Regions from separate parts of the Mus musculus genome. Here region 2 is linked to region 1. A link is a contact called in ENCODE POLR2A ChIA-PET data. All regions are on one chromosome and are shown on one strand. Each heading gives the region's core, a stretch centred on a gene start or an enhancer-like site at or near the end of the contact. The rest is flanking DNA. Distances are from core to core; before and after follow the strand shown. Region 1 holds the start of Ppp1cc (protein phosphatase 1 catalytic subunit gamma). Region 2 holds the start of 1700112N08Rik (a long non-coding RNA gene).

Region 1 (2,620 bases), core at 80-2,579:
GTTGGTGAGTGGGCAAAGTGGAGCAGAGGGCTGAGGAGAGCTGGGGAGAATCCTGAAACCCCACTGTCGGGGGCTAGCATCAGGAAAAGGGCTCAGATCTAGATGGGTGCATCACACACCATGCTGCGGGGCCACGGGAAGACAGAGCTTGTAGAAAATGAGTCTCTCTATGGGGAGACAACCTTGCAAGGCATTCATGGAAAGGAATCCTCAGATCCATCCCTCTTGCTTTGAGAAACATGAACTGGAGGTGGGGCTGGGGGAGAACATTTTGTAAATTTTCTGGCGTGCTACTGGGAAGAGATAAATGGGTCAGATGGGTGTGCATTTTTCTTCCATAGGCAGCTAGCCTGCGAGGCAGCAGAGTTGGGGACCCCTCAGGTGAAGGGGTGCCCCTGGGGAGTCAAGGAAGCTAGAGGCAAGCAGCAGATGAATGCGCTGAGGCCCAGAGCGCACGCACAGCAACCTCCCAGGAAATGTGCAAATTCCCATTTTATCTGCTCCGGCACGCTCATTCAACCCAGCTCCGGCTAAATACAGGGGAAATCTCTTAAATTATTATATAACTTTCTGAGTTCAAGAAAGATAATTCAAAAGATAGGTAGTAGCAACCCTTACAGAATTCTCCCAACCTCTCTCTAAAATGTAAAAGAGCATTAGCGCACACAAGAAGCTCACACAAATTACTTAATGTGCCACTCACAGTGGATTAACATTTTTTTGGCTTATCTTGGGGGCTTCTTTTTTCCAAATATTGTATCGTAGATGCTTTATTGCAGTATTATGAAATTTTGCCAGTGCTGGGAATTGAACCCAAGGTCTCACACATACTCGACAAGCATTCTCACCACGGAGCCGTATATCTAGCTCTTCTTGTTCACCAATGTGCCAGAGTATTTGAATCCCCAACGTTCCAACCTCCTCCTCTTTATGATTCTCCACAGGCAAGCAACCCCACCCCAGATTGGCTCCGAGGGGTGATTCAGTGTTGAACTCCCACCCCGCCATGTCGGTCAGACTTCTGTCCCCAAGCAGCAGAGCCGGAAGGAGCTGGTGAGCCTCGCAGCGCGCAGCAGACTGACAAAGTCCACCTTCAACTTGCGCGCGCCAACTTCACAACTTCCCTCTCCCGCCACAGGGGGTCTATTTCCCCCGCCCGTTTGGCGGAAGGATCCCGCGCGCGGTGGCGGAGTCGCGCTCAACCGTCTCCGCCCGGGCTCCGCCCCACCCCCGCCCTACGCGCTCAAACCCCGCCCCTTCCCGGCGCCGGCCCCGCCCCCTTCCCGCGCGCTCTATGGGCCCGTAAAGAAGTCCCGGCCGGGCCGCTGCACTCCCGCGCGCGCATCCGTGCGCCGCCCGAGGCTGGCCTGAGGAGTCGGCGGCCATCTTGTTCTTCTCGTGGTTCCCAGTGGCGAGAGGAGGAGGAAGCCCGGAGCGGAGCGGGGCGGCTGGGGGGGGTGGACCCGCCGCGGCTGCTGCTGCCACCGCCGCCGCCGCCACCACCGCTCGTGGGGCTCGTGGCGTGAGGAAGGAGGACGAGTGAGACCCCGGGGCGAGCGGGCGGCGGCGCCGCTGCTGCTGCTGCTGCTGCGGGAGGGTCGGCGGCGGGACGGCGATGGCGGATATCGACAAACTCAACATCGACAGCATCATCCAACGGCTGCTGGAAGGTGAGCGGCGCGCGGGTGGGTGGCGGGGCAGGCCCGGCCGGTGGGGGATCAGGCCCAGTGGAGGGGCCGGTCTTTTCTCGGAAGCCGCTTTGGATCTGGGGCGCGCATACAAGCGCCTCCGGGTTTGGGGACCCCATTATTTTTTATCACTCCCCTGTCCTTGCTTTCACATTTATCATCTGGAGTCCAAGGACTCATCAGAGGGACTTGGCTTGGCAGGACGACGTCCCAGTGCGATGAGAGTCCGTCTCCTGCATTTTCCTACCCCCTCCACCCTCCCCTCAAAGCCATCCATCCTCCAGCGTTCTTTCCCCCTTGAACGTGCATCCGCACACGGACCCAGTCCGGGTGACAGTGTGGCTCTCTCTGATCATCAGATTGTTGTGTCCCTGAGGACAGGGGGACGCTGCCGCGTTCAGCGAGCACCCGCCAGGTAGGTGCTGTGTTGTTATTATCCTGGAAGTGGGTTTCGCAAGAGAAACTCCCAAGACCTCGCTGGACCAAGAATTAACAGTTAAAAGTCAGGTTTCAAACCCCGGGGTAGCTAGGAACCTAGAGAGAACCTGCCGCCTTCCAACTGTTCACCCCGTGGGAACCCAGGATGTCCAGTGGTTGAGGAGAGGTTCAAAAACAAAAACCCAGCTTTCCTTTTGTCCGACTTGGGGGTTTCTGCCGTGTGGTTTCCTACTTTGGAGATTTCAAATTTGACATAGGTCTGGATCCTGCTAATCACAGATCCCACAACATCCGCTGAAGCTAAAGAGGAGAAGATCCAGTAACCTTGATTTGGGCTCTTGACACTAGCTTGCTTTGGCCCAAAATACTTTTGGAGTGGTGGACAGCTGCGCAATTCTGGTGGTAGATGTCTTCAAGTAAATCACTGACAGAAAAGGGAAAAGGTGTCTTTTTAAAATCTGGGCATTTCCCCGGGGGGCGGGGGGGTGTTTTTC
Region 2 (2,620 bases), core at 52-2,551, 120 kb after region 1:
AGCACCTAGACCCACCCAGGAGACCCACTGTACAACCTGAGGACAGTTTTCATAGTTTAGAGTAGGAAGAGGAGGTGGGAATGAATGGTTTCTTCAATCCAAAAATTTAGGTCCTTAGGTAGTTACCAGTTAAAACCTAGCAGAACAATTTTAGCTATCTCAAACCACCCAGTCCCAGAATCCTAACTCACAGTTAAATTACCTTTAAACCCCAGACCTGGATTGTATTTTTTTTTAAAGATTTATTTTATTAATATATGTAAGTACACTGTAGCTGTCTTCAGACACTCCAGAAGAGGGAGTCAGATCTTGTTGTGGATGGTTGTGAGCCACCATGTGGTTGCTGGGATTTGAACTCTGGACCTTCGGAAGAGCAGTCGGGCGCTCTTACCCACTGAGCCATCCCACCAACCCCCCTGGATTGTATTTTTAAAAAAACAAAAAAACAACAACTGACCTTTACGTGTTATTTTAGGCTCCCAAAGTCGGCCTCTGGAAGCTCTCCAAAAAGAGAAACATCAGTGAACACGAGGGGTTTTGTGGAGTGGCAGTACTGCTAACATTGACGTCCAAATCAGGACACTAGAAATCTAAGCACTAACATTGATGTTCAAATTTCAAAGGAGACCCAGCTTGGTCAGAAACAACCTCTCGGGATCAAACTGATTTTGCCAGACCTGGGCTGGGTTACTACAGGGACCAGGAATCCACAGGTGTCCACGTAACGCACGTGTCTGAAGGTCAGGACAGATCGAGGTCAAAAAGGTGGAAGAGACAGGCTACACACCCAGCATCTTTTCCAAGCCCTCCAATCAGGAGCTTGCTGTATCTGGAGCAGAGACTGAAGCAGGAAGTCAGAAATTTCCTTCAGTGGGGCCCTGAGAGGCACCTGTTCCCACTTCTCTATGCAAATGAGCAGAGAAGCTCCTCCCACACAGCCGCCTTTGTGGTAGGAACTTTGTTCTTGACACTGTTAGGGTAGCCATGGAAGCTGGTCACGTGTTGTGTCTGTCGGGCCGCTTTGTTTTGCAAGTCAAAGCCTGAGGCTTAAGTCCAAGGGGGAACTCAGCAAAATGTGATTGATCCTCTCTTGAGGCCCGCAGGATTTTAGAAGGGGCTTCAATGAATGTCACAGTTGGTTCTAATCAAGTAGCCAAGATGGCAGCCCTCGGAGACCCAAGCCTGCATCCCACCTGCTCTAGGGCGCTGGTTGGGCATTGACTCTTCTTAACTCTCTACACGATCTCAAAATCGCTTTCATCGGTTTGACACTAGTTAGGTCCTTCCTCTTTAAGCCAATGACTGTGACCAAGAGACTAGGATGCTGATTGGCCACAGATGGGTCATGTCTCCACTTTGCGCGTGAGTTGACTTATTTCTGAGTGTGTGTGTGCGCGCACGGGTTCTAGTGCACGTGCACATACATAGGTATGTGTACAGAAGCCAGACGTTAACATCAGGTATCTTCCTCGATTGATCCCTACCTTAATTTTCCGATGGTATCTCACACCGAACCCGGAGCTCACAAGTAAGCACCAGGGGGTCCTCTTGCTTCTACCTCCCCTGCGCTGGGGGATTGCAGGTGCACAAACCACTGGGCTCAACTTTCTTGTCAGTGCTTAGTTCGGATCTCCGAACTAAGGTCTTCATGCTTGCCAAATAAGGTGTCTCTCCAGCTCCAGTGTGTCGCTTCTTGGAACATTGGTCCAAGTACACAAATCTCAGACATAGTGGATTACTTTTTCTCCAAGAGAATCAAATTCTATTCTCAGAGAGCTGAGAGGAGGCGATGGGTTTCAGGAGGGGAAAACATGACCTCCCCACCTTCCACCCACATCCCAGCAAAGCAATGTGAACCAACTACCAAGAATGGATGGCACCTAGTTCCTTCCTAGTCATTAACTTCCTGGAGACCCCTCTCCAGGTCTCCAGTTCAGACCAGCAACACCCAACTACCCATTGGCTTCTTATGAGAAGTTTTTCGGATTTTGTTCCCTTTTTAAATTTAAATTAAAAAAAATTCTTTTCTTTTCAAGACTAGGTTTTCTCTAGCCTTGACCATCCTGGAACTTGCTCTGTAGACTAGGCTGGCCTTGAACTAATGAGATCTACCTGCCAAGTGCTTAGATTGAAGTTGTGTGCCACTACACTCAATTTTTAAAAAAATCATAAAACAAAAAAAGCAATGTCTCACTATGTAACCCTGGCTGTCCTGGAGCTGTGTGGACCAGGCTGGCCTCAGATTCACAGATATCTACCTGCCTCTGACTTTCGAATCTTGGGATTACAAGCATGTACCTCCACAGTGTGGTGGCATAGACTTTCTATTCACCCACTTTCCTCAGGTGGAAAACAGGTTGCTTGTTCTGTGTGACCGCCAAGGTTCTTTTACCAAGTTAGGTTTGTCCCCAGATGCTTGCTTGGTTGTTGGAGATTGGTTCTAATGCTCTGATTCAACCAGGAATCTCTGTTTCCAAAAGCTAAAGGTCCTTGTTTGGAGGGCGTGGACGCAGAGGGGAGAAAGGAGGATTTCCCCGACTGGAGAAGAATGATGGGGCCCAGGGGCTGCAGGTGAGGAAGCCAACCAGCCACGTGAGAATTCAGGTGGGTGACTGGTGGC

Evidence for each region. ChIA-PET counts read pairs that join two places held with the same protein, here RNA polymerase II (POLR2A).
Region 2: POLR2A ChIA-PET joins it to region 1 with 10 read pairs in embryonic stem cell. The contact joins the promoter of 1700112N08Rik here to the promoter of Ppp1cc in region 1. POLR2A ChIA-PET finds 5 or more read pairs at or near these places in 4 of 5 experiments (Patski and embryonic stem cell).

Annotation. Positions count from the first base shown.
Region 1 is chr5:122,156,946-122,159,565 of GRCm38, forward strand. Ppp1cc (protein phosphatase 1 catalytic subunit gamma) reads left to right here and starts at 1,330. Exons shown (of 7, transcript NM_013636.4): 1 at 1,330-1,670. The coding sequence starts at 1,616.
Region 2 is chr5:122,274,022-122,276,641 of GRCm38, forward strand. It overlaps 1700112N08Rik (a long non-coding RNA gene), which reads left to right and starts at 1,302. Exons shown (of 4, transcript XR_878753.1): 1 at 1,302-1,528; 2 at 2,481-2,604.